Linked DNA regions of Mus musculus: region 2 is linked to region 1. A link is a loop called in an ENCODE intact Hi-C map of the cell type or tissue named here. Cell type or tissue: gastrocnemius. All regions are shown on one strand. Each heading gives the region's core, and the rest is flanking DNA. Links, peaks and the distances in the headings are about the cores only. Region 1 has its middle 46 kb from the start of Fam174a. Region 2 has its middle 46 kb from the start of Fam174a.

Evidence for each region. A loop is a pair of places that touch in the nucleus more often than their neighbours do. Peaks named below come from ENCODE experiments on the same cell type or tissue, not always from the same donor. Only the 100,000 strongest peaks of a DNase experiment are listed, where the experiment ranks them.
Region 2: a loop joins it to region 1, with 23 times the contacts of the local background. A loop is called at or near these places in 2 of 42 quality-filtered maps.

What each region holds. Positions count from the first base shown.
Region 1 is chr1:95,258,922-95,275,603 of GRCm38, reverse strand. No RefSeq gene overlaps it. Among named protein-coding and RNA genes, the nearest start is that of Fam174a, 46 kb to the left of the region's middle. In gastrocnemius, for the core only: no CTCF peak of the experiment used is centred there; a DNase peak (open chromatin) is centred at 7,486; H3K4me3 peaks cover 827 bases.
Region 2 is chr1:95,350,919-95,367,600 of GRCm38, reverse strand. No RefSeq gene overlaps it. Among named protein-coding and RNA genes, the nearest start is that of Fam174a, 46 kb to the right of the region's middle. In gastrocnemius, for the core only: no CTCF peak of the experiment used is centred there; no DNase peak of the experiment used is centred there.

The DNA.
Region 1 (16,682 bases), core at 4,163-12,162:
ATTGTAGACTATAGGATTTGTAGCTGGGTAGGTGTTCACCTTTTTCTTTTGATAGTGTTCAGAGTTCCCTTCCATACCATGATTACTAGTCAGTAGAGGTGAATTGTCGGTAAGCATCAACTCCACTTCTCTGTGTTCAATGAGTGAACCTTACCATCAGTTTGTGGAGAATAACTAATAACCTTGCTTGTTTGGAGGATTCCATGGGATCCCATTGCCTAAAAATTTAATTATATGTAACTCACTCCTGTCACTGGACATCTCATTTAGTGTGGTAGAATGTTTAGTTGTGACTTTGTCTCTCTCTTATTTGGTGATTCCATTAAGAATTCTTTATAGCAGCATTTTATAGAAATGAATAATTTTATGTGGAGCAAATACATTTGATTAAAATATTATCAGAAGCAGTAATCAGTAATGGGATTTTTCTTGTTAAATATTACCTTAAAAGTTAAGCTTCCATATTAGTTCCTAGTTTTTAACTTTATGCTAAAGCATGTGCAAAGGTAATATAAATGGTACATGTGAACATTAATGCAAAATATCTATTTTGGAATGATGGCAGAAAAGGAAACTTAGGAGAAATAGTAGAGTGAAGGACAGAAAGAAACCTGACTTTTTCTTTTGGAAGACAGTAGAAGAGGCACTTTGAATTAAAACATGGAAAGCTGAGACCACTATTGAGGAATATTTAATAAGTAATAGAAATTACGAAATATGTTGGTGTAATATGTAGTATTCACAGTGTACATAGTATATAATTCCAACTGATTGCTGTCATTCCTTCTTTACCTATAGTGTTAGGAATGCACATCAAGGCATTGAACATGCTAGGTAGGCACTCTATTATTGAACTACATTTGAATCCATCAGAATATCTGTCCATTTGAGATGGGGTTTTGGTATGTTGTCTGTCCTCTCAAGCTCATTATGTAAGCACTAGCATCACAAGGGTGTCCCATGATCCCCAGTTGATTTAATCACATTTATGTATTTTACAAATGTACCCAATCCCTTCCATTTCTTCACTGATTTAAATGATAAAGGATAAATGTTACCTATAATTTTATATTAACTAACCACCACTTTTATATTTTTACTTACTGAATTTCTATGGAAAATGTTTTAGAGGGAAACTAAAAGATTCATTTGCTAAAATTAAAAGCTACTATTATGAATTACTATTTAAAGCATAAACTAGGGGGGAAAACAGCACTCACAGTGAGTTAGATGTCCTGTGAAGACACATCTAGTGCTAAATTCTTAGAATGTGGCAATGGCATTAGGCTACAATGTGCAGCATATTCATAAGTTAGCTCAGATACCCAAGAAAAGTTTATGTGGAAAATATTCCAAGGAAATTCAAAATGAAAGAGAGTAGCAGAGCAAGATTTCTTTTTCTCTTAAAAGCATCTCCAAAGAGACAGCATGGGAAAGGAAGGAGAAGGAGAGGGTACCTTCTCATAATGTTTGAAATATGTACATTAATGAAAAACAATGGCACTAATGTTCTGAAGCAAGCATGACTATTGCAAATATGGCTGAATTTAAAAAGCCCAGTACAATGTGATTCTTCTGGCCTTTCCACTGATAGGTGGATTTTATTTCTAGAGTTGGAGTGCTGATTTTGATTAATATGGCAGAAATGGTAACAGAAAAACTATGAATATAATACAATTCAGATATCTATTGTCTGCTGAAAAATAAATGAAACATGGAGAAAGACACAGATGTCTTTGATACTGCGTTGGGCATGACCACACCCACCTTACACTTTCTGTAAGAAATTACAAAGCATGAAACACAAATGAAGTACATGAAACCCTAACTGACATGAATATTTGTGAGAACTAATAAATCACTAAGTTACTATGCCCTGGGTCAGTTTGCCTTGTTCAAAACATAAATGAACCACTGACTGTTCAGTAGCCATGGATGAACTTAGTTACTTGAAAGGGGGGCTGGAAATGAAAAGGATGGATGTGAGAGAAGGATGAAGCCAAGACAAAAGTTTCTGATCAAGGCTCAAAGTTTAATAGTCAGCACTGCCTTTATATAGAGGGAGTCCTTTGTTTCAGCTGAATTGAGTTGCAAAGCAAGCTCAGCAGGCAGTCTGCTCCTGTAGGAAATTGACTCCACCTTGGTCACTAAGGTACAACCTAAGGTCTATTTAGCCTGCTCAATGAGGGGGAAGGGCACAAATTTGGACTCTTTCCGTTCTCCATACCAACTACTTAAAAGTCAACCACTACTATATCTTCATATATGTAATTTTTGATATATAATATATTGTTGTAAAGTTTTCTAAAAGGTTCATTTGCTAAAATTAAAAACTAATATTGTGAATTACTATTTAAAGCATAAACTAGAAATTTTCTATTTGAAATTAAAATAAATAATACCTCTAGCCTCTGTGATGGTTTGTATATTCTTGGGCCAGTGAGTGGCACCATTTGGAGGTGTGACCTGGTTGGAGTAGGTGTGCCTCTGTGGGTGTGGGCTTAAGATCCTCACCCTAGTTGCCTAGGAGTCAGTCTTCCACTATCAGCTTTTGGATGAAGATGTAGAACTCTCAGCTCTACCTGTGCCATGACACCCTGGATGCTGCCATTCTCCCACCTTGATGATAATGGACTGAACCTCTGAACCTGTAAGCTAGCCCCAATTAAATATTGTTTTTTATAAGACTTGCCTTGGTTATGGTGTCTGTTCACAGCAGTAAAACCCTAACTAAGACAGAAGTTGATACTGGGAGTGGGGTATTGCTGTGATAAGCTTGACCATGCTTTTATTTGAAAGAATGTGGATTTTTGGACTTTGGATTTGGAACTCAGTGGAATGCTTTAAATGGGCTTAATGGGTCATCCTAGTAGGAATATGGAAGACTTTGTTGCTGGGAGTAATTTGAACTGTGTTGACCTGGCCCAAGAGATTTCAAAGGAGAAGAATTTCAGTATGTGGCATAAAGACTGTTTTTGTGGTATTTTGGTGAAGAATGTGGCTACTTTTTACTCTTGTCTGAAAAGTCTGCCTGAGGCTAAGGTGAAGAGACTTGGATTAATTGAATTAACTGCATTGACAAAGGAAGTTTCAAAAAAGCCCAGCAGAGACTCTGTTCTCTGCTTAAGTCTCACAAAGAGAAGTTTGAACAAGCATAGCAGGCATAGAAAGGCAAAATATAAAATATATGGTTCGAGTATTAAAGGCATACCAGGAAGTGAAATGGAGCAAAATCCTGTGTTCTAGGAAATAACAGATTAAGGGGGTGGGAACTTGGGGCAAGATCCTACCCAGCTGAATTTAGATCCAGGCATGGTGGTACACACCTTTAATCCCATGAGACAGGCATGCTGATCTCTGCATTCAAGATCAATCTACAGAGCAAGAACCAGGATAGCCAAGCTTAGGCAGTGAAGGATTTAGAAAACATAAAGCTAGTGATAATGTAATAGTACAAGGGGATCATGTTCTAGATCCTGTAAGCAGCAGAACTTGGCAGCTTCAGCCATGTGGCTCTGGCTCTAGAGTTAAGAATGGCAGGAACTACTGGGACAATTGATGCTGGTTAGCTGGAGCTAAGACATAAGCAATGATTAAGAAGAGACCAGCATCACTGAGTTGAAATCTGGGAGTTGTTTTCTGGGAGCACAAAGAATCTGTGTTCCAGAGATAGCCAAGGTTGTACCTCATGCTGTAGCTGGACTTGGTAAAGTGTAAGAGTCACCCAGGTGGTACCAGTTTTGAAGGCATGAAAGTGTCATGAAGAACAGCTGAGGCTTGGCACTGTGAGAGGTCATGGAAGGCCATTGGAGAAGGTGAAGCCTCAGCTGTAGTTGATGGCCCAGGACTGAAGGGGGTCAGGCAAAGGATTTGATGCTTAGCACCATGAAGAGAGCTTAGGAGAGGCTATTGGTGAAGCCTAGTTGGAGTGAAACAACCCAGTGTATTGGAGATGTCAGTACCATGGGATGATCACCAAGAACAGCAGCCGTAGTGTAGTGGATCAACCTGAGCTTAGAGTGCTACAGAGGGCAGAGCTGGAGAAATGATGCCAGCCCTTAGGAGGAGTCCAAAAGATTAAGTGGAATCCTAGACAGTGAAACAAGAAGCTGTAACATTGAAATTGCCTTGGAGACTCAAAGATGTTAAAGATGCCAGAGCCATGGGATACATGCTGAGGAAAGCTGCTAACAGGAAGTGGAATCAGCCCAGGAGAAAGCAGTTTGTTGCAATCAACAAAAATGAAAAAGGAGTGGAGATCTGAAGACTGCTTTGACATCAGCCATGGAGATGCAGAGTTTGGAGTTTGCCCAGCTGGCTTCCTATCGTTCTTTGGGGATTACAGTTAAGTGATTGGATGAATCTCAGAAGAGACCTTGAACTTTGGATTTTTAACATTGTTGAGATTGCTATAGATTATGAGGACTTTAAAAGTTGGACTAAATGCATTTTGCATTATGCTATGTTTAAGTATACCCCCCCCCCGCCCCCAGACTCATGTGTTTGAACAAGTCTATGGGGGCCAGAGAATGGAATGTGATGGTTTGTATATTCTTGGGCCAGGGAGTGGCACCATTTGGAGGTGTGACCTGGTTGGAGTAGGTGTGTCACTGTAGGTGTGGGCTTAAGATCCTCACCCTAGTTGCCTAGGAGTCAGTCTTCCACTAACAGCCTTTGGATGAAGATGTAGAACTCTCAGCTCTGCCTGCTCCATGATAGCCTGGATGCTGCCATGTTCCCACCTTGATGATAATGGACTGAACCTCTGAACCTGTAAGCTAGCCCCAATTAAATGTTGTTTTTTATAAGACTTGCCTTGGTTATAGTGTCTGTTCACAGCAGTAAAACCCTAACTAAGACAGTATCTTTGTGTATATATGAACATTATGATACCATTTCATTTAGAAATCAAAAAGATTTTATGATAGAATACAACCCTTGGAACACTCATCCCTAAATAAGAGGACTCCCTAAAAATCCCTTCCCCAGGATAGAGGGAGCTCTGAACAGGAGAATGTAGAATGAGTAACACTTAACCCTAGCCCTGGGTATTTGCTTTACCCTTAAGCAGGTACTATTAAAATAATAACATTCATGTCGTTTAAAATTTAATGAGTACTGATATTTAAAATCTGAAGCTGGATAACTGTCATAGAGTATTTCGTGCCATGCAGAATTACCTAAATTTTCATTTGCCATCAGGGGACATGACTCAAAGATTCCCCCAATTTTTCTTTGGTATCAGTTTCACAAATTGAATCAAGTAGCATTATTTTTTTCTGTCAAAAAGTTATATTTAACTTCTATTATTATGAAACCAAAACCACAGCAACTTGTCATTCTTTGATATAGGCACATTTTAAAAACATCTGCATCTGTGTCCTCTTATATAATATAGCTAATTAAAATTGTGTTTTCCTTACATACTTAAATGCAGCTTTTAATGCCCTGATTATTAAAAATGGCTGAAGTAGTAAAAATCTAGTTGGAACTGATTATAAACTTGCTCACAACAACCAGTCTGTAGCAACTCTTTGTTTTCAGAGGAGGAAGAAATATTTTACTTTATTAAAATGTACTTCATAATAATCCATTGTTTAGTAATATTATTGCTGGGTATTGTTTTGACAGTTATTGAGAAAAGAAAGAAAACCCCAAGAAAAATATAGTTTGGTAGCATAGGGAACTTGGGCGAGAAGATATGAGGTTTGGTTTCATTCTGAATTACAATAGCTACTTAGTAATATCTGTGTACCTTGGGTTTTACACATGCATATACATATATGGAAAATTATGATTATTTGTATAAAATAATAGGTATTTTATGACAGAAAATTGCAAGAGAAGCTAATATACCCACTTGCGAGTATTTAATTGACATTTAGAACATTATTTGAAAGAGGATGTAGACCAGATAGAGTCATACCATCTGGAAATAGATAAGAGAGCTTTAGCTCTCCCTGGGTTGTACTGGTAAGAACAAAATGTATTAAAGTAATGTTAATTCCATATAGAGCCACCAAACCTTGACGCTATTGTGGATGCAGGGAAGTGCTTGTTGACAGAAGCCTGATATGACTGTCTCCTGAGAGGCTCTGCCAGAGCCTGACAAATACAGATGTAGATGTACACAGCCAAATATTGGACTGAGCTGGGGTCCCCTATGGGGAGTTGGAGAAGGGAGTGAAGGAGCTGAGGGGTTTTGCAGCCCCATGGAGGGAGCAACAGTGTCAACAGGCCAGAACCCCTGGGGCTCCCAGGGACTGGACCATCAACCAAAGAATACACATGAAGGGACCCATGGTGCTGGCTGCATATGTGGCAGAGGATGGCCTTGTTGGACATCAGCGGGAGGAGAGTTCCTTGGGCCTGAGGGTGTTCGATGTCCCAGTGTGGGGGAATGCCAGGGCGGGGAGGCAGGAGTGGGTGGGTGCGTGGGGAGCACCCTCATAGAGGCAGTGGGAGGGGAGATGGGATAGGGGGCTTCCGAAGGGGAGACCTAGAAAGGAGAAACCATTTGAAATGTAAATAAAATATCCAATTAAAAAATAATGTTAAATGTTAAAACTGATAATAATATAAATTATAAGCGCTTCTGCTGATATTTGTCTGCCTGGAAATGAGAGAAACTGGATAGTGTTGTGATGTGGATTCCTAGGTGACAACTATTGGTTTCTTTCCATCTCTACAGGATACCTTGAAGAAAAGGACTGTTTGAAACCAACTGACTGGACTACCGTTATGCAGATCACAATTGCTGTAGAGGGACAACCGCCCTCCTGAAACCGCAGCTCAGTCTTAACTCTCTCAAGTACCATTTGCATGGGATACTTTGCTATGAAAAGCCCCAGGGTACTCATGGGGCTCTTTTCTACCCAGGCTGGAATGGGAATGGGGGCTCCTGGAGCTGCAATGGAACTGCTCTAACTATACAAGCTGGGCCAGCCTGTGGTCAGTGAAAACAAGAAACTTGCCTTTGAGTGTAAAGTTTGCTGTGATTGGTCAAAACACCCCTTCTCTGGCTACACAGAGAAGCTATGTGGTTCATGGGTAAGCTAGCTAAGAGATACTCCGCTGTTGTTGCGCTGGTGTTTCAACATTCAGCCCAGTGAACGACTTTCAATCGGGCATTGTTTTCCTTCCTTGCAATTGGCGAATGATCTCATTTGGTAGCATGAAGAAAGAAGTAGAGCGGAGATGACAGAGCTGTGGTAGCAGCAGTAGCAGTGAGTGAGGGAAGGTTGGAGAGCCAAGCTACAGAAGGGGAAAAGCAGCTGGCTGCTTTGACAGCTGCAGAAGAGCTTTTGAATATGTGGTGGTGTGGGAGAGAGTCCACAGTGAGTAAAAGCGAAACTGTGGGAACCACATTGCATTGACAGGTGCCAGAGTCAGAGTTGAGAAGTCAGCAGACCGACCGAGCTGCAAACACAAATATCAGGCTACACTGACATCTTCAAAAGAGGTGAATCTACGAGAGCAGCAGCTGGCGGTGACCCAAGCAGTAACAGAGAGAAAATGTTCTTTTATCTGCTTCATGTGCAGAGACAGCTGTGACAGTAGCTTTAGCAAGCTGCGCCACAAGCTGCTGTTAAATACTGAGGAATCTCAACATTAGAAGCACACGTAAGATCTTTAACACTCATAGGGTGAAAGGTCTTGGCTTCATTGCCCTGGGCAATAGATGCAACCTTCTTTTGCTCTTGCTTTTATCTGTTGCCAGACTCTATCAAATGTGAAGGAATGCAAAGGTTGCCAAGGGTTAGCACTGGAGAAGAGCATCTTCTTCCCTTCCCGAGGTTTCTATCCAAGTACAGTAAATGTATATCAGAAAGTTAACTGATAACAATGAAACATTTTAATCTTCTATACTTATTTACCATGTGTATATATGCACATGCATGCCATAGGACATATGGGGGTGTTAAAGGGCAGCTTTGCAAGTGTTCTTTTCTGCTTCCGTAACGTGAGTTCTCAGGATGGATTGAATTGGGGCCATGTGCTCCTACCCACTGAGTCATCACAGTGACGTCAATACAGCTATTTTGGTTAGCAATTTTATTTTGTTAACACTTATTGCTTAATTACTGATTTATCTATCTCTTTAATCTGTAGATATATCATTTTGCTAACTTCAATGGCAGTCAAACCCAAGATATCCCCACTGATTCAGCCCCAGTGATTCCCTTTCTGGCACTGGTGTTATGTAATCTTCCCCCTGTGATGATATTTTATCATTATGATTCATTATCTTCCTCTCATTATGCTATATCAACTCTGTTCTTCATGGCTGTTTTGCTCCCTCTATGTTATGGCTTTGAATAAGTTAATTATAATGTTAAGCTCCTTTGAAGGTCAGGTGGTAGGGAACTTGTAGTAAGTGTGGCTGGTATATGTCTAGGGCTCCCAGTCATACCTGGAGGTATATCTTTCCAGGGAAGTCACTAGATGAAAGTCAATTCCTGACTAATGTTTCAAATGCATCCTAGGATAAAACTTTAGCTGAAGAGACAGTTGAGATAGACCTATGTGCTGAAATGATAATATGTGTGTTCCGTTAAAACATATATTTTTGTTCACTTGTTCTGTAGCAACAGAAAACTTATACACTAGCAGGTCACACCTTTCATTTTTATAAACATAAAAATTCTTAAATGTTGCCTTTGTTTTGAAGACAATTTTATGCAAAACCCTCTTAAATAAAAGTGACAAGATTTTTTTTTGTAAATAAAAATGTAAAGATTTCTTGTACTAAGTGGTTTCCAGACTCATCAAAATCTTTTCAGATACCATTTTTCTGACCACTGTAACAGATCTTCAGTGGCTTTGAGAAGGCATAATTCAAAGAACCTAAGAAATTATGTCTGTTCTGTGTTCTGCAAGACATTACACAGATGTTTCTTCATCTCCTTCAATAGAGTGGAAAATAATCACCTTCATTTGCATTGTTTAAAATATTGCAAACTTATCATGTGAAATCTAAGTTTGATTGTATTTAAGCTCAAATAGTTCTAAATGTATGTAAGTTCTTTACATTATATGTCATATATATCATGTCTTATTTTGCTTTTTGATGTAATTCACATCATAACCAATAGCAACTCTGAACCAAATGCAGTTATTTTAGCTTGTAGCTGATTGTCCTCCTGAGGGAAGCCAGGAAGGGAACTCAAGACAGGAAACAGAGAGAAGAACTGGGGCGGGCATTATGGAAGGGCAGTGCTACTGACTTGCTTCCTGTGGCTTGGTTAGCTTGCTTTTCTCTACAACTCAGGACCAACATGTCCAGAGGTGGTGACACCAACACTCACTCCTACATCATTATTAATCAAGAAGATGCCCACAGGCACTCTCAGTTGAGCTTCTCTCTTGCTAGGTGACTCTCGTTTGTGTCAATTGGACAAAAGAGGACCAGCATGCATATGTTCTACTCAACTAGGATGAATGGGAGAACATAAAGTACTAGAACAAGTTTTTGTCAAATGACTTTGAATTCATTCTGGTAGAGCATAGAAAAGCATTTAATTAAAAAAACCTTATATATCAAGTTTACTGTAAGGGAACACTTGCTGATCAGATTATAAAAATGTACTGACTATAAGGACCTAGGTGCACTAGATGGAATCAATCACACCATTATTCTAAAAATAGTTTTTAATATCTTTTATTAATTTTTTGAATATTAAATATCTGTTTTAAAAGATTTATTTACTTATTATATGTAAGTACACTGTAGCTGTCTTCAGACACCCCAGAAGAGGGCATCAGATCTCATTAGGGATGGTTGTGAGCCACCATGTGGTTACTGGGAATTGAACTCAGGACCTTTAGAAGAGCAGACAGTGCTCTTAATCACTGAACCATCTCTCTAGCCCATCTTTTATTAATATTTATCTTCCAAAAATGTGTTCATTTTAATCCTGTAAAATATGACATAACCAGGTGAAGGATAATTTCAATGTGAATTGTTTCGTAAAAGTATTCTGCGCTCCCCAAATAATGGCATGTTAATGAATCAGAAAGCTAAGGGAATTGCTATGAAAATAATTGGAAGATAAAAGCAACAGAATGTTAGTGTTAATGCTTAAGTGTCTGCCAGTTATTTAACCTTTTAAACTTTTAAACTTTTTTTTTAAATTTAATATGAGTAATCAAAATTCCAAAGTCAAGTCTTATAAGGATGCATAGAAGGACTGTGCTGCTAAACAAGCTCTGACCCAGAATTGTTCCTCTCTGAAAGAACTGCTGGGACAAAAATGGAGAAGAGCCTGAAGGAAAGAAGGTCAGGTAACAGGCCCAAATTGGAAGCCAGCCCATGGGAGGTCCCAAAGCCTGACACTATTACTGACGCTATAGTGTGCTCACAAAAAGGAGCCTATCATGATGGCCCTCCAAAAGGCCCAACAACCAGCTGAAAGAGTTAGATGCAGATATTTACACCTAACCAATGGATAGAAGCTGGTGACCCCTGTGGTTGAATTGGGGAAAAGCTGGACAAAGCTGAGGAGGGCAACCCTATAGGAAGACAAGAAGCCAACTAAGGTAGACCCCTGAGATTGCTCAGACACTGAGCTACCAACCAGGCAGCATACACCAGTTAATATGAGGTCCCCAACACACATACAGCAGAGGACTGCTGGGTCTGGACTCGGTGCAAGGAGAAGCACCTAAACTTCAAGAGACTTGAGGCCCCAGGGAGTGGGGAGGTCTGGTCAGGTAGGGGTTGGGATGGGGGCATCCTCTTGGAGACAGGGGGTGGGGGTGGGGGAATAGGAGGTATGGGATGAGGAACAGTCAGAGGGTTGACCAGGAGGAAAATAAAGACTGGACTGAAAAAAATATTAAAGAATTAAAAAGGAGAGAAAAGGAAAGGAGAGAAAAGGAAAGGAGAGAAAAGGAAAGGAGAGAAAAGGAAAGGAGAGAAAAGGAAAGGAGAGAAAAGGAAAGGAGAGAAAAGGAAAGGAGAGAAAAGGAAAGGAGAGAAAAGGAAAGGAGAGAAAAGGAAAGGAGAGAAAAGGAAAGGAGAGAAAAGGAAAGGAGAGAAAAGGAAAGGAGAGAAAAGGAAAGGAGAGAAAAGGAAAGGAGAGAAAAGGAAAGGAGAGGGAGAGGAGAGGGAGAGGAGAGGGAGAGGAGAGGGAGAGGAGAGGGAGAGGAGAGGGAGAGGAGAGGGAGAGGAGAGGGAGAGGAGAGGGAGAGGAGAGGGAGAGGAGAGGAGAGGAGAGGAGAGGAGAGGAGAGGAGAGGAAAGTTGCTGTCAGGAAAAAGAAAGAGAGAACAAGGCAGGGAAAAATGTGTGCAGAGCCTGTGGGGGGAGCAGGTGGTGAAACAGGACTGTCACCTGGCATCACCAACAAACAAAACAGTGGTTATTTCCTCAGTATTGCTTAAAGGGTGTATCTTAAGTACAAAGAAACAGGGAAAAGAGAAGACAATACATTCTGTCAAAATTCTGGTTTTCAAAGTCCATTATTGTATTACTTAAAAACTAGGCCACCTACAAACAATCACAAGGAGGATAAATAACATCAAAGCGCTCTGAGAACAAGGAGTTTTCATGGCTCTGTGCACAGAGCAGCACATGTCACTTTCCATTTTCCCGAGGCCTGTGCAGCTGAATAGACACACACAGGGAAATTCATGATTATATTAGACTGAACAGTCCACATTTTCATGCATTTTCTAAGTCATTTACTTGAGACCAAATTTCAGTGAAAGCTAATATATCTTGTTTAGAAGGCTAAGATCATATGCCACTTTTACAATTGAGATAGTATTAGCAGAATAACACAATTCAGTGTTGATGGATACCATTTTCTCTGCTAATTAAAAGCTTGAGTATCATAGGTTTCATTGCCAAAAGGAAAAAGCAAACAAACAGCAGAACCATGTAGACAGATAGAATGTATTAAACCCTGGGGAAATATAATCAATTAAACTACTTATGTTTTTACTATATTCAGCCAAAAGCACAAGACTATCAAAAATAATTATTTGTGAAGAACAAATAATGTATTTTTGAATCTAGTGTGTTGTTTCAGGATATTTGATTGTTAACCCTGACACTGTGTTATTTACTGGAAGAAAGCTGCTTCTAGTTATGGTATGGCTCAGCCTTCAAAATCTTTAATCTCTGTAGCTGAAATACAGACACCCCCTTAGCACCTACCTTTGATCTCAAACAATGAAGGTAAAGTTCGTTTGTAGAAGGAAGCACCACATTTGAAAGTGATGAATCAGACAAAAAGGTTTGGTAGAATGGGTCAGAGATAGTATATAGCCGTCTCACAGTTAAAGAGACAGGAAAAGAGGCTACGTAGGAGAGCACCACTGAAGGGGGTAGGGGACCAGTTGTACAGACACACATTGCAGAGAGAGAATAAGCTGGACACAGGTGAATGTAGAGTGAGCCAGACAATGACAAGAAGCCAGGGATTAGAAGAGACTGCTAAAGTTAGTTTGAGACCAAGCAGAACAATTCAGTCAGAAGTGAAAGAAGGCAGATTGAATCAGTGTGGAGGGGAGTTTGAGCCAGCACAGCTGAGTTGATCAGTCAGCCAGAGTGAATAAAGAAAAAGAAAGGGTGAGCTTATTCGGCAGCGAGGATCAGAGGCCGAAATATTCTAGGCTGAGATAAGATGTTTATGGAAGCTAGAAACTTCCAGGACTGGGCTTAGGTTAGCAGACTGAGGCAACAAGCCTTGGAGAAAACAGGCAAATTTAAAATAAAATGTTACAATATGTGGACCCAAGTTACTGAGTACCCCAGAATCTTTAATACTGGTTTTTAAACAGTATTTTTAAAACTAATAGAATTGCACATAATTGGTTTAAAACACTAGATGTTATAGCACATACAGAAGGAAAAACAGATTACATTTTTTTAAAAAGAGAAACTTTGCCTTTGAACCTGAGGAGACTCATAGCAGGTATAGTCAATACTTCCATAAATTATTACTTATTGCAGAATCTGAAAAATTATTCTATTTCACTGACTTAAGCCTAGTTCTTAGTGTATATTATGTTGCAGTAGTTCCTGGATATCTCTTTCCATGAGAAAATCAGACATTTTAGGTTGCAATTTAATACTTTAATGTTAACATACATTTAGAATTTTTTACAAGTAGATACAAGCCTGCTTCTTGCAGTGGATATGAACGTAGCATATGTACATTTCTCGATGTGGTTATTATATTACATAAAGCTGTAATGATTGTTATAATCAGCATTTTAAGACTTTATTATAGAAATTTTGACAGTTTTATTTTGTAATCAGAATGTCTGATGGATGAAGTACATTGTGTGACACTATTTGTTTTCAACTTACCTACTATCCCTATTATTGATAGGTGCTCCTTGTATATAATGGACCAGAAATATCAGGTGGGTTGAAAAGCAACTATGCAACAACAGAGAAGAATATGAAGTTCATGAAATCCTAAGAAATATGAGCCAATAAAAGTGTTATTTTAAATGGAAGGCCAGCTGAGCAAGTCATGAGGAGCAAGCTAGTAAGTAGTAGTCCTCCACGGTTGTTGCCCCAGGTTCTGATTCCAGGTTCTTGCTGTGACCTCTTAACTTGACTTCTCTCGATAATGGAGTAAAAACTGTAAGTTGCAATACCCCCAGCCCCAGTACCATTTGGTTGTAGTGTTTTATCACAGAAATAGGAACCATAGTAAGACTGAAGTTCGTACCAGTTCATGAGGTACCTCTGTGACAGACTTGAGCATGAATTTTGGGGGAGGGTTGTAGTAGCGTTTGAACTTTGGGCCTGAAAGCCATTGAGTGCTCAGAACTCAGTGGGCTCTAAGGAGGAAGTATAGAAAATGAGAATGCAGACCACAGAGGCCTAGATTGCCATGTTTCAAAGGAAAACAAAGGCTCAACCAGGACTCTCTGAGTTATTTTGTGCTAAGAGTTTGAGTGGTGGTGTCTCTGCCTCTTTGGCCTGCTCTTGGGATCTGTTTCCTCCTACTGGGTTACCCTTGTCCAGCTTTGATATAAAGGGGTTGGTGCCTAGTATTATTACATCTTCTTAGGTTGTGATATTGTTGTGCCCTGAGTTCATAGGAAACCCAGTCAAGCCCAAGAATTGTGAAGTCCGCTGCAATAGTGTCTGAGTTTGGTGTCAGCAGATGGGATGGATCCTTAGGTGGGGCAGTCTCTGGATGGTCTTTCCTTCAGTTTCTGTTCCACTCTTTGTGTCTGCATTTCCTTTTGACAGGAAGAACTTAACCACACTCTTAGAGAAAACTGGCTCTCCCTCTCTCAGTAGCTATCCATTCTCAATAGCTCCTTCACTAGGGCTCAGACATTGTGTCCACTTCCCCCATACATGCGCAGATTTGGTCTGTATTGCGGGGCTTTTAAGGATCCCACCAGAGGTTTAGAAGTTTAAGACTTCTATATAGTTTGAACATGTTCGCCTTTTGCTGGGACAGCCTCTCAGCTAGATACAAATGTAACCTTGGCTTCTCAGCCATCCTGTCTCCCCATGTGCTTCTCCTTGCCTGCTTCATTATAGCTCATCTGTCTCACTCCTGCCTGCTTTCAAGGTCCAACTCTGCTGTATCTGCTTGTCTCTATCTCCCTTTTTCTAGAAGCCCTGCCCCTATACTTTCTGTCTCAGCTCTTGGCTGTCTTTTCTTTATTTAAAAAAAAAAGCCACAATCCAGTTTGAAGTAATGAGCAGCAAGACAATGTCCAATCCATCTCTTCATTGTTTTAAGCATTGAGGGCTGCCTGACCTTCATCTTTTGGGCTGGTGATGAAGGACAAGCATTTACAGATAGAAAACTGGTGATGGGCCATAGAAATGACAATACCAAAATTCTCCCAGCACTTAGCTTTCTGCCAGTACAGCAATCAACAATTGAAAACACAGGGGCACACCGTTCCACAAGGTATGGGAAAGCCACCCCAGTAAGTCTGCCTGAAAAATACATACAGGTCTTTCTATGCCCTTAAAACTTCTGTGAGTTCATATGTGTAGTTGCTGTGCTGTGCCCAGAGACAGTTTCTTTGTCTTTAGCCTTTAGCATATATTCCTTCTGACCCTCTTCTGTAATTATCCCAGAGCCTTGGAGAGAAAAGGGTGTGGATATGCCTCTGTTTAGGGAGGAGCATTCTGCAGTTTGTTTGCTTCTTTTCTTTCTTTCTTTCTTTCTTTCTTTCTTTCTTTCTTTCTTTCTTTCTTTCTTTCTTTCTTTCTTTCTTCCTTCCTTCCTTCCTTCCTTCCTTCCTTCCTTCCTTCCTTTCTTTCTTTCTCCCTCCCTCCCTCCCTCCCTCCCTCCCTCCCTCCCTCCCTCTCTCTCTCTCTCTCTCTCTCTCTCTCTCTTTCTTTCTTTCTTTCTTTCTTTCTTTCTTTCTTTCTTTCAATTAGATATTTTCTTTGTTTACATTTCAAATGTTATCCCTTTTCTTGTTTTCCCATTTGAAAACCACCAATTCCCTTCCCCCTCCCCCTGTTCACCAACCCACCCACTCCTGCTTCCTGGTCCTGGCATTCCCCTACACTGGGGCATCGATCCTTCACAGGAACAAGGGCCTCTCCTTCCATTGAGGACCTACAAGGCCATCCTCTGCTACATATGCAGCTGGAGCCATGTGTATTCTTTGGTTGGTGGCTTAGTCCCTGGGAGCTCTGAGGGTACCAGTTAATTGATATTGTTGTTCCTCATATAGGTCTACAAACCCCTTCAGCTCCTTGGGTCCTTTCTCTAGCTCCTCCATTGGGAACCCGGTGCTGTGCCTTGGCAAGCTGTAGACCTCTATGTTAACTACCATCAGTGGAAAGACACGTTAATCTATTTATGTAAAGAAAAGTCATTAGGAGTCAGTATAATATTATATCAATTTAGCAGAATGATAATAGTAGATTTTTCCCCCTAGGTCCTGTCTAGCCCTAAGTTGTTGCCCTGATAATGGTGCCAAGTATGGGTTTCATCTTATGGAGTAGAGTTTAACTTCATGCAGAAAATAGTTGATTGTTCCCATGATGCTTACACCACTATTACCCTTGTGAGCATGTCTTGCCAAGCTAATCATCACTGTAGTTTGTATGGTTCCCAGCCAGACATGATCAATGATAAATTTCCACCTCTAGTGCGCTGCATAGAATCAGGTAGAACAATGAAAGCTGGGAGGTAGGGGTGAAGCTTCCAGGGCAAAATAAGGTTGATGTCTTCATGTTTTATGACTTGCACATGTAATGTGCTTAGCAAGAGGGTCTTACTACCAAGTATTGGAAGGTAGTCAAGAGAATTGACAGTATCCTATAATGTTTGAGAGTCTATGGGATCTCACTAGTGAAAAACTCCAAAATAAGGAATTAATACCTGGCTTTCTATTTGTTAACCTATGGTGTCTAGTTGAGACCTTGTCACCCTCTTCTATGGTGATTCCATTGTAATATAATTATATTAGGAAGTCCCTGGGATAGTAGGTTTTTATATGATGTTCTTAAGGTCTTCTGTGCTATGTATCCTCCATATTCATGTTCTACCCTGACTCTCCCCTCTGATGCTAATTTAACCCTTTCCACTCTATTATTGTCATGTACCCTTTTTACTACTGCTTTCTGTCTCCCATCCTTTGAAAGTCTCCTAGATGGCCCTTAGTAGTCCCCTGACCTTTGTGAACATTCCAACTGAAACACACATAGCTGGAGATGCAAAGCTAGCATCC
Region 2 (16,682 bases), core at 5,569-13,568, 91 kb before region 1:
TTTCCTCAATTACATTTCCAATGCTATCCCAAAAGTACCCCATACCCCCCCTACTCCCCTACCCACCCACTCCCACTTTTTGGTCATGGCGTTCCCCTGTACTGGGGCATATAAAGTTTACATGTCCAAGGGCCTCTCTTTCCAGTGATGGCCGACTAGGCCATCTTTTGATACATATGCAGCTAGAGTCAAGAGCTCCAGGGTAGAAAGAATTAATTTGAAGAAAAAAAAGTACCTAATTTCTAAATATTAAAGTTCTAAATCTTTTTTTTATATTTATTTATTTAAAAATTTTTTATTACGTATTTTCCTCAATTACACATCATTATCTTTATCATTAAAACAGGAAAAGATAGAACAGGCCTTGGTGACTCAAGCCTTTGGTTCTAGCACACAGGAAACAGACGCAGGCATATCTCTTGAGTTTGAGAACAGTACAGCCTACATAGTGAGTTTGAGGACAGCTAAGTCTACACAAAGAAGCCTTGTCTTGAAAAACTAAAAATAAATAAATACAGTTTAAAATTTAAAAAATAACTAAAACAAAATAACAATAAAATTAATAAAAGTAATTAGAAAGGTATGATAGACAGGACAAACAAACATCTTTACAACAAGAGTTGAAAGTTAGATGATTAGAAATAATTATAAAGCTTGAATAAAGTGTTAGTTCAGAAGAAAAAAATGTATATTCATATTTCTAACCTATCACATCCCCTCACAAAAAAGAAAAGAACACAAACACGTGTTGAGCTTTGCTGGATACTTGCCAAGGAGATAGGAGTGGCAGGTGTGAAGGGAAGGGATAAAAGGACATAGGGGAGGAGGGGAGATTTAACTTAAATGTAACTGAATATAAAATACTACCACAAAGGCTAAGGAGATTAGCACACTGCTTTTGAGCACAAGTCTGAATATCTTTAGTGAAAAACTGTGTGAGGATCAAAAAAGAATGCCTAAGAATCTCTCTCCGCAACTTTATTGCTAGTCAAAGGGTTGGTTTATTTAAAAATGCGGTGACAATTCAAAACCATTTTGTCCACATTGTAAAATAAGGAAAATAGTGAGCTATTGTTAATAGTGACCAAGAGATTTCATTTTAACAAATAGGAAGTGAGAATAAAAAACTAAATAATGAAAGTAAAATCTTTTCTTGTTTTGTTAGAGATGTCAAAATATACTTGTGATACATATTTTTAGAACAATTTGGAGACCTAAAAGATTCAATTCCTCTAGGAACAATGAGAAGCTCAGTTATGGTGTCTACCATGTACTTGGCTAAATGAAGCAGGGCTAGTGGACACATTCTAAGATTAAAGCAGAGAAACGCAACACAGGACTTGAACTTTTTCAGCTGTTGGAGAAAATAGGATGTTTAATAGGAAGTGCTGTACAAATGACAGAAAAGTCAGTGGGAGAGAACCCCCACTGCCCAAGGATAGAAAAATTAGGGTCTTAAGTGACAGGACTTAACATATAACAATAGTAAATGAAAATCTGAACCACATAGTGACATTAGAGGAAGAGAAGAGCCAAAGTTATGTTGTTCATAGGCAGAGCACAGAGATAGTTAAACAGCAACATAAAAGTTACAAAGCCTAGATGCAGACATTAATCCATATCCAGCGCATATCCATGAATCCATCAATTATTGAAGATATCCAAAGCTCTACTTGTCACATTTAATACTCCCCAAAAAATAAAACGTTAAAAACTATCTAAGTTATAAAATGGTCACAAAATAATTATATGGCATTCAAAATCAGTTATGTTTCCAACTGGAAAAAAATACTGAACTCTGAAATAGATTACTATAAAGAAATACGATTTAAATGTATATGACATAATGAAATATTTTCAATGAAAATAACAAATTAATACAGCTACAATCACATACTAATAGAACATTTTCATAATGATGATTACAACCACTGTAACAAGGATCCAAAAGGTAAAAAGGTATATATTTCTATCATACCATAAAATATATGTTTTAAAAGACAACACATATTAGTTCAGAAAGGATTACTAGAGGATATTTCAAAAATTTTGTATCCCCAATTAATTTATTTATTCCTAATAAATAATGCAATCAGATATTCCTCAAGGCTAAGGTAAATTAAAAATCCCTTTTTATTCTAGAATGAAGAGAAGTCCAGGCCACTGGCATGGAGAGAACTCATGAGTTCAGGGAGTTTATTTAGCTGGAAAAGTCAAGATCATGCTATTTAAATAATTGATGCATCTGTGCAGTTGTTGAGAAAGCTCCAAATATCCTGTTTACAATTGTTGCTAAGAAACTGCAGTTTCTCTGGGAAAATCTTGATATGCTCTGAGAATTGTCTTTTTATAATAATTTGTTGCTTTATAATTATACTTCAGTAAAATTCTCATCTGTATAATGTCTTATAACTATATATACTTATATCTGTAATTTCATGAAGTCTCATTATTCAAAAATCCATGACTGCCTTTCCCAAATTTACATATTCTAGATTAGAAAAAAATGCCAAGGAGATGATAGAAGCGATCCTGTGTTAGATTTACATGTCCTCATCCACCTGCATGTACTTGTTCATTTGCATTTGGGTGTACGTGTGTGCGTGTGTGTGTGTGTGTGTGTGTGTGTGTGTGTGTGTGTGTGTGTGTGTGTTCACATGTGTGCATGAAGAAGCCACCTCTGTCAATGGGGATTCTTTTGAGAGAGAATTCCCTCTCTGGAATAGAAGTTCTTTCTGTGCAGATATTACATGCTTTTGTGCAATGTAGATCAATAACATGAATGTCTGTGAACAAACAGAATAAAGGCCACACAGTTACAAAAGTCAATCTTTTTTTCATGTTTTGAGACAGGGACTCATATATACCAGACGGGCACCAAACTCACCAGCAGCCACACCAAACTCCTGTTCTTGTCTCTACAGCCTGAATACTTGTATTATTAGTAGGGTCATTCTGGCACCCAGCTTAAAATAACACATCTAAAACCATAAAAATATTTCTGACACATGGCTGGAAAATGTTTTCAAACAACATATTTAGTATTCTTCCTAAATATATAAGTTAATTTAATAAGGGAGTGAAGTGTTCTGGAAAGTTTTTGGTTCAAAGTATTTGTTTGTTTGTTTCACTTGAGGAATTAACTCTTTGGTTTTATGGTTCTAGCCTGACCCAATTCTAAAATCCAGTTGTCTTATTAGTGTAAAACAGTGAGGAAAATCTGACTAATTGAATCATATATTTCTAAGCTGGTAAAATGGAAGGAGATAAATAAATGCAAAGGCCTAAATTAACCAAAGGCTGAAATTAAGCATGGGAAGGGATAGCAAGTGTTGGTCCTGGATCATTTTTACAAATGCCTAGGAAAAGCATGGGAGAGATGACATTTAAATAGAACAGAAATGACACCTGGGTCCGACTGCCTGAAAGAAGCAGGATGTGTTCCCTTGACATAAGTTGACTTCTTCAGGACTGCTTGTCTGGGGAGACTAAAGCTTACTGCAGTGCTTTTGAGCATACACTGTTCCTATGGAAACGATTACATCCTGCTAAAGCTTCAGGTTTTGTTCTCTTTCCCCCTGACCCTTCACCCACTGATGTTTCAGTGTTTCAAGATGTTCAACACTCTTCTATCGCATCCTTCTCTACACAGTTGCCTTTGACAATCATCTTGGTCTCATGCCTTAAGTACCAGATGCTGTCTCCTGATACCCCAATTTATCTTTGCAGTCATGGCCTCCTGGTCCTCTTCACCCTTATATCACTGATTGCTCAAAGTACAGTCTTGTCATTCTCACCATGTTATGAAATGAAATACTGGCAATGCACAGAACCAGTAGTATCTTCCACAAATAAAATATCTGCTAAAAATAACTTGGTTATTTTTGAGTCCAAATCTTTCTCTTATTAATTATCTTAAATTCATAAGCATGCCCAGTTAGCTATACTTGCATAACATCTCCAAAACCAAGTAATTTATTACAAGATAAACAGCTTGCAGTTTTAGTTGTGTGTGTTTTGCAATTTAATATATCATTGGTTTTCTAGTTAAGTAACTGTTGCTGTTTTTGTTTGTTTGTTTGTTGTTTCCTTATGAATTCTATGTTTTTAGAATTTGCCTGTAGAGCTCTATTAATTGACAAATTTGTGATTGCCCTATCCAACACTGTTGCAGAGGTGGCCTAACTGATAGGGTCAGTGAAGGAATAGATCACAGAGAGCTGGGATAAATCGACTGGGTCTCCAATGGAGAAGACCATGCCCATGTAGGGAAAATACACTTACTTTGGACATCACTGACTCCAGATACTTCTTCATTTTTTGTGACTTTTTAACATTTTATGAAGTCTCCTAAGCCACTTAACTAATCTAAATATGACTTTTGAAGATTAGTGATTATTATTTATGTTACACAGTCTACTAAGTCTTGTCCGGTTTGATTATGGTCCGATGCTTTCTTTTATCATGTGAGTATGGCTTGGGCTTAAGATGTGTTTCCTGAAGAAGTAAGCTATTTTCAGGTGACCCAAAAACATAACTCTGAAGTGGCTGCTCTTTAATCATTGTGTTGGAACAGTCTCATCTAGAGGTCCTGATCTCAATGTTCTACATTTCAGTGCTCAAATTTCATCATCCAAACCACTGTTGCCATTCTAGCATGGACTCATGTCTTCTGACCCTACATTTTTGGATCGACTTGATATTTTACTGTGTGTTTGTTGGTTTGTTTCTTACTTGTTTTGGAGCATTTCTTCTAGTTGCCCTTGGGTGATATCAGTCTGCCACAGGGAGCAAGCCACATCTAGCCTTTGGTCAATTGTACATAGAGGATCTTTCATACTAACAATCTGCTGTAATATGCAACAATATGAGTCATATGATCTTGTATTTCTATAACTTAATATAAAATGTAGTTTTATTGAATAGATTTGACCTTCCCAATACTAAAATCTTCATTAGAATATAACAAGTTGTGTTTTATTTTTCTGATTTATTATTTGTTCATTTATTATTTGTTCTGTTTATTATTTGTTCAAAACCCTTAGTTTTTCATATTATGATTTTGAATCATCTTTCCTTAATCAAGTACTCACGTTGCTATTAAAAATTCAAAGCTGGGTGTGGTGGCACATGCCTTTAATCCCAGCACTTGTGAGGCAGAGGCAGGCAGATTTCTGAGTTCAAGGCCAGCCTGGACTACAAAGTGAGTTCCAGGACAGCCAGGGCTATACAGAGAAACCCTGTCTAGAAAAACCTAATTAATTAATTAATTAAAAATAAATTAAATAAAATAATTTTCAATTACTTCCCTCTGGTCTGCAACTGCACCTGGTAGCAGATTTGATACTCTACTCAGAGACAGCTTGACTCCCAGGAGGTCCTTCACAACCATTCTCACAGGTAAGAATCCCATCCCCAGCCCCAATACCTAGCCTAACTGGGACCCACATGGGACCCTGCAGACACAGGGCCAATCTGCCCTAATGGAGACACATCTCCCTTCCCATCTACAACTGTGTCAGGGGTAGATGAAGTGCTTCTGCCCCCTTCTCCCCTGCCCACATCCAAAGACAGCTTGACTCCTAGGAGAACCATCATAACCAGACTCATAGGAGGGACAGGCTCCAGACAAGGACAACAAGGCCAGTTAATACCAGAGATAACCAGATTGAGAGAGGCAAGCACAAGAACATAAGCAACAGAAACCAGTGTCACTTGGCACCATCAGAACCCAGATCTCCTACCACAGCAAGCCCTGGATACCTTAAAACACTTGAAAAACAAGATTCTGACCTAAAATCCCATCTTGTAAAGATGATAGAGGAAGTTTAAGGAGAACATAAATAACGTCCTTAAAGAAATACAGGAGAACACAGGTTAAGAGGTGAAAGCCCTTAAAGAGGAAGCACATAAATCCCTTAAAGAAATGCAGGAAAACACAACTAAACAGATGAAGGAACTGAACAAAACCATATAGGATCAAAATATGGAAATAGAAACAATACAAATATCACAAAGGGAGGCAACTCTTGAGCTAGAAAACCTAGGAAAGAGATCAGGAATCATAGATGCAAGCACACACAACAGAAAACAAGAGAAAGAAGAGAGAATCTCAGGTTAGAAGGTACCACAGAAGATATTGACACAAATGTCCAAGAAAATACAAGGTGCAAAAGGTTTTTAATCCAAAACATTCAAGACATTCAGGACACAAAGAAAAAAACCAAACCTAAGAATAATAGGAATAGAAGAGAATGAAGATTCCCAATTCAAAGGGCCAGAAAACGTCTTCAACAAAATCAGAAGAAAGTTTACCTAACCTAAAGAAAGAAATTGCCATAAAAGGACAAGGAGCTTACAGCACATCAAATATATTGGAGGAGAAAATAAACTCTTCCTATGACATAATAATCAAAACACTAAGTACACAGAAGGAAGACATAATATTAAAAGTGGTAAGGGAAAAAGACCAAATAACATACAGGCAGACCTATCAGAATCATGCCAGATTTCTCAAGAGAGACTCTAGAAGCCAGGAGATCTTTGAAAGATATTATGCAGAGGCTAAGAGAACACAAATGCCAGCCCAGACTACTATACCCAGCAAAACTCTCATTCACCATAGAGAAACCAAGATATTCCATAACAAAACGAAATTTAAACAATATCTTTCCATGAATTCAGCCCTACAGAGGGTAATAAAAGAAAAACTCTATCACCAGGAGGGAAACTACACCCAAGAAAAGACAAATTAATCATCTCATAAAAAATCCAAAAGAAGAGAACTACAAAAACATAGTACCACCTCTCACAACAAAAATAACAGAAACCAGCAATCATTGGTCCTTAATATCTCTCAACATCAACGGAATTATGGAGTTCTGGAATAAAAAGACATAGGTTAACAGACTGAATTTGCAAACAGGATTCAGAATTTTGATGCATACAAGAAACATACTTCTGGGACAAAGACAGACACTATCTCAGAATAGAAGGCTGGAAAAAATTTCCAAGCGAATGGTCCCAAGAAATAAGCTGGTATAGCCATTCTAATATCCAATAAAATAGACTTTCATCCAAAAGTCATCAGAAGATATGGGGAAGGACAGTTCATACTCATCAAAGAAAAAAATCCACCAAGATGATCTCTCAATTCTGAAAGTCTACACTCCAAATTCAAGGTCACCCACATTTGTGTATAAAACATTACTAAAGCTCAAAACACACATTGAACCTCGCACAATAATAGTGGGAGACTTCAACACACCACTCTCACCAATGGATTGATCATGGAAACAGAAACTAAACTGAGACACAGTGAAACTCCAGATTGAACCAAATGGATTTAGCAGATAACTACAGAATATTTTACCTAAAACAAAATAATATACCTTCTTCTTAGCACCTCATGGTATTTCCTCCAAAATTAGCCATATCATTTGACACAAAACAAGCAGAAGATTGAAATAATCCCATGCATCCTATCAGATGACAATGGTCTGAGACTTGTCTTCAATAAAAATAAAAACAACAGAAAGCCCACATACTCATGGAAAATGTACAACTCTCTACTCAATGATAACTTGGTCATGGAAGAAATAAAGAAATTAAATACTTCCTGGAATTCAGTGAAAATGATGACACAGCATATCCAAACTTATGGGACACAATGAAAGCAGTGGTAAGAGCACTCCTGTTGATGTTGAGAGATATAAAGGACCAATGATTGCTGATTTCTGTTATTTTTGTTGTGCGAGGTGGTACTATGTTTTTGTAGTTTTTTTTTGTAGTTATTTTTATGTTATGAGATGATTAATTTGTTTTTTCTTGGGTGTAGTTTCCCTCCTGGTGATAGAGTTTTTCTTTTATTACCCTCTGTAGGGCTGAATTCATGGAAAGATATTGTTTAAATTTCGTTTTGTTATGGAATATCTTGGTTTCTCTATGGTGAATGAGAGTTTTGCTGGGTATAGTGATAAACATGACTCCTAGTTGAGGAATGGGGCCACCCACCCATCTCCAAATCTTTAACCCAGAATTGTTCCTATCTAAAAGAAATTCCAGGGGTTGGGGGGAATGGAACAGAGACTGAAGGAAAGGCCATCCAGAGACCGTTCCACCTTGGATCCATCCCATCTGCTTACATCAAACACCGACACTATTGCTGATACCAAGAAGAGCTTGCAGGCAGGAACCTGGTATAGCTGTCCTCTGAGAGCCTCTGCCAGCACATGGCCCACAAACTTCACATCTATATGTTCACATTATGTTTCCATATTCCAGCAACCTTCTAGATGGATTAATACAATTTTTAAATTGAACTGTTAAAGGTGGGAGAATCATCAAAGACCTTGTACCTTGTATTTTAGTGTCAAAAAATGATTTGCCCACTTTACTGTTATCTGAAAAGGAAATAAAAATCATTTCCTTTAATTTAGGGACTCTTAGCTCGAAACTCACCTAGTACTGCAATGTTCTACTTTCTCTCTGCTTCCCAGTGCTATGATGTTATTTTTGCTCAGAAATTCATAGCACAGAAATAGGTCATTGGGAAATGTGTAGAACATGAGATGAGAATGTAAATATCACCAGCATATGGCTTTGACAGAAGTCCAGTTAAGCTGCTTACTCTTTTTTGCTTCTCTCTACTACTACCACTGCATATGAGCGCGCGCGGGCACACACACACACACACACACACACACACACACATACAAATGTACATATACATACATGCACACATATGTATATACACACTCATACTCATGTGTCCACACCCACAAACACAGTCACACACTCACTCACACACATTTACATGCACACACACACACACACCCCTTCACAGAGTTTCTTCTAAAATGGAAAAACAAAGTCTACTAATTATTCATGTAGCTCTCCTAGCTATGTTGACACCAGCTGAAGCTACACAAAGCTCTGTCCACATGCTGTGCTAGAATTTGGTGTCAAATCTTGCTTTTAATTCCAGAATCAATATTCCCCGTTGAGACAGTCTAGATATTGTTTCTATATGTATTTTTAGCATGATCATATTGCTCTATTATGTCATAAGCTAGTTCTCTGTATTTGTAAAAAAAAATGCAGACATCCTCATAAATATGAAATGATCTCATAAATTCTAACAATTTATCCTGAACAATATCTATGTAGAGTGATATGTAGAACAACATTTTTAGCACCTCTTATAAAAGTGTGAAATGAAAAATGAAACAAACCATCAAAAATAAATGTTTGATAAAAAATAATCAATGCCACTCCGCAGAAAAACACTATATGTTGAGTTTAAAATATAATATACTAAGATTTCTTGATAGCCAGAAAACATACAATTAGTTTTTAAAGATTTATTCATTGGATACATCTACAAAGAACTTCTACATCTTAGCCTCAGGGAATATTTGGGAAGGGGAAGTAGAAAGATTGTGTGATCCAGGCAATGAAGGAGCTTACTGTGAGACTGTGTCTCTTAGTAATGTTAGAAAGAGCTAATGACTTCCTGCACCCAGAAGAGAATATTTCTTAAGTATGGAATTGTAAAATCAATAACCAATGAGGGCAGAATTATAGAGAAAAAATAAGTTTTGGATAATTTTAAGGTAGATTCTTGACAATTTGTATGTTTCAAAAGAAGAATACAGAATTTCCTCTTCCATATATGATCTAAGTTCTAATTGAAGCAACATGTACAGAGCTTCCATAAATAAATAGAATAGATTGGGTTCCTTTTAAATCACTCTATATAATCTATGTTTTGAAGTGTCTGAATTAACATGTCTTTAAAAAATGTCCTTCACAGTTCAATTCATCTGCCTAGAGATTTCCATGTTATAAGGGATCATGAACTCACTATTAAATTCAGTATACTGATACAAAGTGATAAACATTAATTACATGTGGGAACAATGACACAATTTAGCTCAGAAAATGTAGCTGTGTTTGATACAACACAGCTCTCTCTTTAGCACCCTTTGAAATTTCTGGCCAGTTAGACTATCCTTGTTTGTTTGTTTGTTTGTTTGTTTGTTTGTTTGTTTTCATGCCACTTGCTTATTCATTTCCATGTTCAGCTAAGATCAATGAGAACAGAAATAGATCTTATTTTCCTAGAGAGGTAGTTTTTTTTTTTCCAGTACATAAATAGCTAATATACCTTGGCCCACAGGTTAACTGAAAAGCCCATGATCTGACCCACTCTGAGGTTGACTTATCATCCTAAACTTGGAAGAAAGAAATCATAGATTTCAGTTTGTAGATGAAGTTAGAAAAGGAAAGAGGAAAGCAACTATTCAAGGAAGGGACAGGCATGTTATATAACCCAGATGTTTGGCTAATAGATATTTTTACATAAAATATGGCCTGCTGACCATGGGTGCATAAACTTAAATCATGGGAATCTGTCAATGTGGGTGGTAGGACACAGCTGAATGGCAAAGTCAGACTGCAACAACGACCTTGGCAGCTCTCCATGTGACTTCAGCTAATATGCATTGATATCAGCTCTGCATAGGAACAGCTAAGGACCCAGGGATGTGGCAAGGGTACAAAGATATGAGGAACAAGCAAAGTAGGAAACTAAAATTCCGAGTCGACTAAGAAACATTCTGTCATAGCTGTCGCATCAAATGTTATCCATAATTATTTCTAATTCTGCTTTAGCTAGTCACAATTGCTGGGTGACAATATTTATTTTCCTAAAGGCAGTTTTTAAAGTAATAACCTTCAGCAAAGGTCAGTTACTGACACAGAAAATTTTTACATGCCTTTGTTTACACTCTAATAAATTAAACATTTTGCAAGCAGCCTTCGGAGCTATTTTGTAGTTTGTATAATTTTATATTGTTTCTCCATGTTATATCTTTTTTTTTTTATTTTCTACATAATCTGAGGGAACTTCACTTAAACACTTATTTCAACTGAAACCCATCATTAAGATGTGTTTTTGAAAGCTACAGGAAAATAAATTCCAATATCCTGTCAACCATTTTTAAAAGTGTTGATGTTAATATATAATAAGATAAACACTAAGAAATTAACTACAGTTGGTCTAAGGAGGTGTAACATCCTCACAACACCAATTTTTATTCTGCCTCAATTTATTGGATTATGAGCATTTGCAATGAGATCTAGACCTTAATAGGATACATACAAAATGAAGTATGATCATCTATGTGTAGTGTTTTTCAACAGGTCTCTAGAACATCTTCATTTGCATAAATGAAATTTTATATCCATTGAATATTAACTCTCACTTTTGTTCAATTCTTTGCAACCTAGAATCTTAGAAAAATGTTGGATGAGAATTGTATAGTATTTATTTTTCTGTAGTTATATCATTTCACTTTGTTACAACAGACTCCAAAATTTTTCATGTCTTTAATGTTGCAGTTTCCATTCATATTGCTGAATAATATTCCATTTGTATCCATTTGTCCATTGATAGATATTTAGCCTTTTTTCCGAGTCCTACCTTTGAATCCTGCTAATGCTTAGCATAGAAGGGCTAGTATCTAGTTGTAGATAAATGCCCAGGAAAATATTATAAAAAGCTGATAACCTAACTGAACATTATGCAAAAGACTAGAGTAGAAGTTTGTTTAAAGAAGACCCCTAAATGTAGTAAAAGTCAGTGAAACTATCCTCAGAGTCCTTTAGAGAGAAGCAAAAATAAGCTACAGGCTTTTTTTTACTCATACTACTATGCTCTCACATGCTTGGTTTTCAATATCTCACAACTCCATTTCCACCAGAAAGTTTACTTCAGTAACAAATTTATGACTTAAACGGAGTTTTGATTTCTTGGAGGCTCCCGGTTTGCTGGTCTCCTCTTTCTAAACATTCACAGTAGCTCTGATGTTTGTATTCTCTTATTGCCCATCATTGCATTATTCTAATGGCCGTTTGTAATATACAAAGTGAATGTCATTTGTTCCTTCTCCGATATTCTGTAAAACGTTTATTTAGTTTCACCCAACCGTAAAATGAATGCTTTTTGTACTTAAACAAACATTTGATTGATTAATTTTATTTTCATATGAATTAGTGCTTGGGATAGAGAGATGGCTCAGCCATTAAAGGCTAGGCTCACAACCAAAAATATGTACTAGTGATTTAATTAATGAAAAAGCAGCCATTGTTTAAAAGAAAACCAGTTGGGGTATATGGGAGGACAGAGTGGGAGGAAAGAGGAAGTAATGATGTAATTACATCAGAATATCAAAAGATAAGCAAAAAAAAGAACAATATAGCAATCTTCTAAAAATTAAGAAGTATGCCTTAAATAATACTTGAGTATTTTTTTACCAATCACCTAGCTAGAAAACACAAAAATTTCTTTTATATAATTTATTTTTACTATGTTATTTTTATTGAAATAGGATTACATATCTTTATCCAGTCCCTTTTCTTCCTCCAGCCTATCCTAGGTATCTTCCATAATAGCCCCCTCAAAACCCCATTTCAAGTTAATAGACTATTTTTCATTGTTTATTTTTATTATATGTATGTGCATGTGTCTTTTATATGTGGCTATCTGTTTTAGTTCACTTGTACACAGTGTCAGATCTAATCAGTCTGCCGTGATCAACCAATAAGAGGAATCATCACCAGAGAGGCTAACTCTTCTCTCGGTGATCATTAGTTGCCTGTAGTTTTGGGTTTGGGGGAGTAGTCTGATAAAAATGTCATTATTCCACATTATAAGGCCATTGGTATTTCCGTTGTTTCTATGTTGTTCACACATCATTTATAGGAGAGACTGTTTCATTGCAGACTTCCTCTCAATGAATGTTCCCTGAAACAGAGATGCAGGAGATGTAATGAGGATGCCCTTTGATGTTGAGCTCTCTTTGGTCCATTGATCTTTACATTGTGTCCAGTTGTGGTTTTCTGTGAGCATCTCCATTTGGTGTAAAGAGTAGTACCTAACCTTATCTGTGCGTATAAGGATAAGAGAGAATGTAGGAAGGAATTATTCTGGTCTAGAAAAATGATAATAATAGATTCGTTTCTAATGCCCGTGCCCTCACTGAATCCTGGATAGCTGGCTAGGTTTCCAGTACCAGAAATAATTTACCTTACTCTTTGGTGGTTCTGTAGTTCAATTAGGCAGCTGTTGGTGCCTACTGACTAGCATATGTGACTTATCGAACCTTTATGCATAGCTTTTCATTCTGGTTATTGTCATGGTTCAAAAGGGTTGCTACTGGATAGCACTGTTTAATCACTTCCCTGCCTTGGCAGTTTGCCTAGTTTACTCTGGTACCACAGAGACTACACTGTAGGAAATGGCTTTTAGGTCACATCTATATCAAATTATTTGAGTCTTGTTTCATATATTTACCATGTTTTCAGCAATAGGGGAATATCCTCAATCCCTGAAAGACAACTAAGGGCTCCATTGATTGTCTATATTGTTTTGGAAGTCATCTGGACTATCTTAAATAACCATTCAAAAGATTTCTTGTGCCTTATACTGGGGTTTTTGTTAGTCTGTTGTTTTGTTACACTGTGATTTTTTTATGGAGAAAATTGTCAGCCTAATGGCTATACTAGCTTCATATATATTGTATGTAATACTCAATATAATTAATATATATTAGGTAAATATAAAATAAGTCCTTGAGTATTTGTCAAACAACCATGGTGTTAGTTATCCCTCATCACCCCCTTTCCTACACTGCCCACTCCCATTTTTCTATTTCCCACTTTGTATCACTTGTATCTTACTGTTCCTCTATCAAGCCAAATCCTGCTACCTCCGTCCTCTTTACAGTTTCCTAATTTCTGTGGTAACTCCAAACTGAGTACTAATGTCAGGAGATTTGGATCTAAGAACTGCAAAGAGAACATAGTTATCTTTCTGGGTCTGGCTTTCCTCAATATATTTTCTAGGTTCATCCATTACCTGAAAAATTAATAATTTTATTTTTCTTGAATAGTATTCCATAGAGTACACATTTTAATTATCCATTTGTCAGCTGAAGAACATTTAGGTCGTTTCCATTTTCTGGCCATTGTGAATAAAACAGCAATGATCATGACAGGTCAAGCATCTATGGAATAGGACATGGAGTCCTTTGGGCTATGTTAGACGTTTGATTTGCTTTTTAATTTTTAAGAACTTTCCATACTGAATTCCAGAGTGGCTACAGCAGTTTTCATGCCTACCAATAGTGATGAGTGTTGCTCTTTTTTACACCATAACTAGCATTTGTTGTGCGTTGTTTTGTTGATTGTGGCCATCCTGCCTATAGTGTGAGGAAATCTCAAGTTTTTTTTTTTTTAATTTGCATTCCCCGATTGCTAAAGAGTATGAACACCTTTTGAGGTTCTTTTTAGCCATTTGGTTATATATATAAAATCTGGAATAACAATTCGTCCAGTATTTTTTAATTTTTCATTTATCACTATTTATTTATTTATTTATTTACTTACTTACTTACTTACTTACTTACTTACTTACTTACTTACTTACTGCTCAGGAATGCTTTGGCAATGCCTTCAGGAATTCATCTCTTCATTCTCCCAATGAAAACATAGCATTACAGTTCCTATTCTTTGATTGAGTAACTCCATGGGACTTTCTGTAATAGTGGAAGCTATTTTACAATCAAGGATAATTGTTATAGAGAAGATCAACACCAAAATAAAATGGAGTTAATATAGGTTGCTGTGTCAGGTGTAGATTCCTTCCTATGGCATGGGTCAGTAGTTGGACCAATCATTGGTTGGTCATTCCCACAATTTCTGTGTCACCTTTTCCCCAGAAAAGCTTATAGGGAGGACATTGTATAGGCCAAATATTTTGTGGTTGGGTTGGTGACCCAATCCCTCCACTGGAAGCCTTGCCTGATGACAGAAGAAGCTAGTTTAGGTCCATACTCCTCATTGCTGGGGTCTTAGCTAGGGTCACCCTGGTAGATTCCGGGGAGTTTCCATTGTACCAAGTCACTAAATTGCCCCTGAAATGACCTCCATAATTCTAGTCTTCTTTTCCCCTTACCTCCCCCCCACACACACCTGTTTCCTCCTGTTCCCATCACTACCCATCCCAAGTCTACCCATGAACTATTCTGTTCTGCCTTCCCAGGGAGATCCATGCATCCTTCCTTGAGCCTTTTTTATTATATGGCTTTTCCAGGTCTGTGGATTATAACATGATAATCCTTTACTGTACAGCTAATTTCCACTTTTAAGTGAGTACATATCATATTTGTATTTCTGGGTTTTAGTTACTTCACTCAGGCTGATTTTTTTTCAAGTTCATTCCATTTGCCTGCAAATTTAATTTTATTCTTTTTAACAGCTGAGTAATTATCCATTGTGTAAATGTGCCACATTTTCTTTATGCATCCTTCAGTTGAAAACATCTGGGGATAGGGAATTTTCCGAGGGGAAACTAGGAAAGGGGATAACATTTGAAATTTAAATAAAGTATTGAGAGAAAGAGAGAGAGAGAGAGAGAGAGAGAGAGAGAGAGAGAGAGAGAGAGAGAGAGAGAGAGAGATTGAGAGAATTAAAAAAACCAAATATTGGGGAAAAAGAAAAAAGAAAATTCCATGGAAATTTTTACCTGCAAAACAAATTAAAGCCCACAGTTTTCTAGTAAAAAAAAAATTCTACATTATTTCAAGTTTCTGGTTATTATCAACTAAGCTACAATGAACATAGATGACCAAGTGTCCTTATGGTAGGGTAGAATACCCTTTAGGTATATGCCCAGGAGTGGCAAAGCTTAGTCTTGAGGTAGTTTTATTCTGAATTTTCTGAGACACGGCCCTTATTGATTTCCAACGTGGCTATACAAGTTTGCACTCCAACTATCAGTGGAGAAGAGCCATGAACCAGAACCTGAATATCCAAGAGATCTAAGATAGAGCCAAACACAACTGGACAAAAATAATAGTCTAATAATAATAATAGTTAATAAAATGATTCCTAATGATACTCTCCTATACTTGTACACTAGCATAATAACCTAGCATAATAGTCACTAGAGAGGCTTCACCCAGGAACTGATGGGAGTAGATTTAGAGACCCATAGTCAAGCATTAGGCAGAGGAGCTTGGGGAATCCTGCAGAAGAGGGCAAGGAAAGGTTGTAGGAGCCAGTGGGATCAAAGACACCACAAGAGAATGACTTATAGAATCAGTTACCCAGGGATCATAGGCTGCACTAACTACAAAGTTAAGCAGCTAGATAGCAATGCACATGGACTTAGTGTGTTTTCTTTTATTTTTTTTAATTTGAGAAAAATCAATCTGCTTTATTAAGTTGATTTGAGAGTTTGTTTTACTTACCATGAAATGAAAGATATTGAACACTATGTGATGGCATAATTGTTTCTTTTTACAGGGATGATGAGTAACTTGAATTAGACACTGTAGAGATTTCACTATCACCCGTCAACATACTTTGCTACTGGCCCAATCTATACACTTAATGCATCTCCTTTCCTTCTATTCTCCTGTCATATGCATGAAATTACTGATGACCTCACAGGACATCAAGATTTCCCCGTTTCCCACCATTAATCACAAAGGTCTATGCCACTTTCTATTGTAGTTGCCTCTTGTGATATTTTAAGCTTCTACACTCCTATAAAACACAAAATCCTTCCCTTGCATTATCCATTTATGTCTAGAGTATTTCAGTTTTTTTTTTTT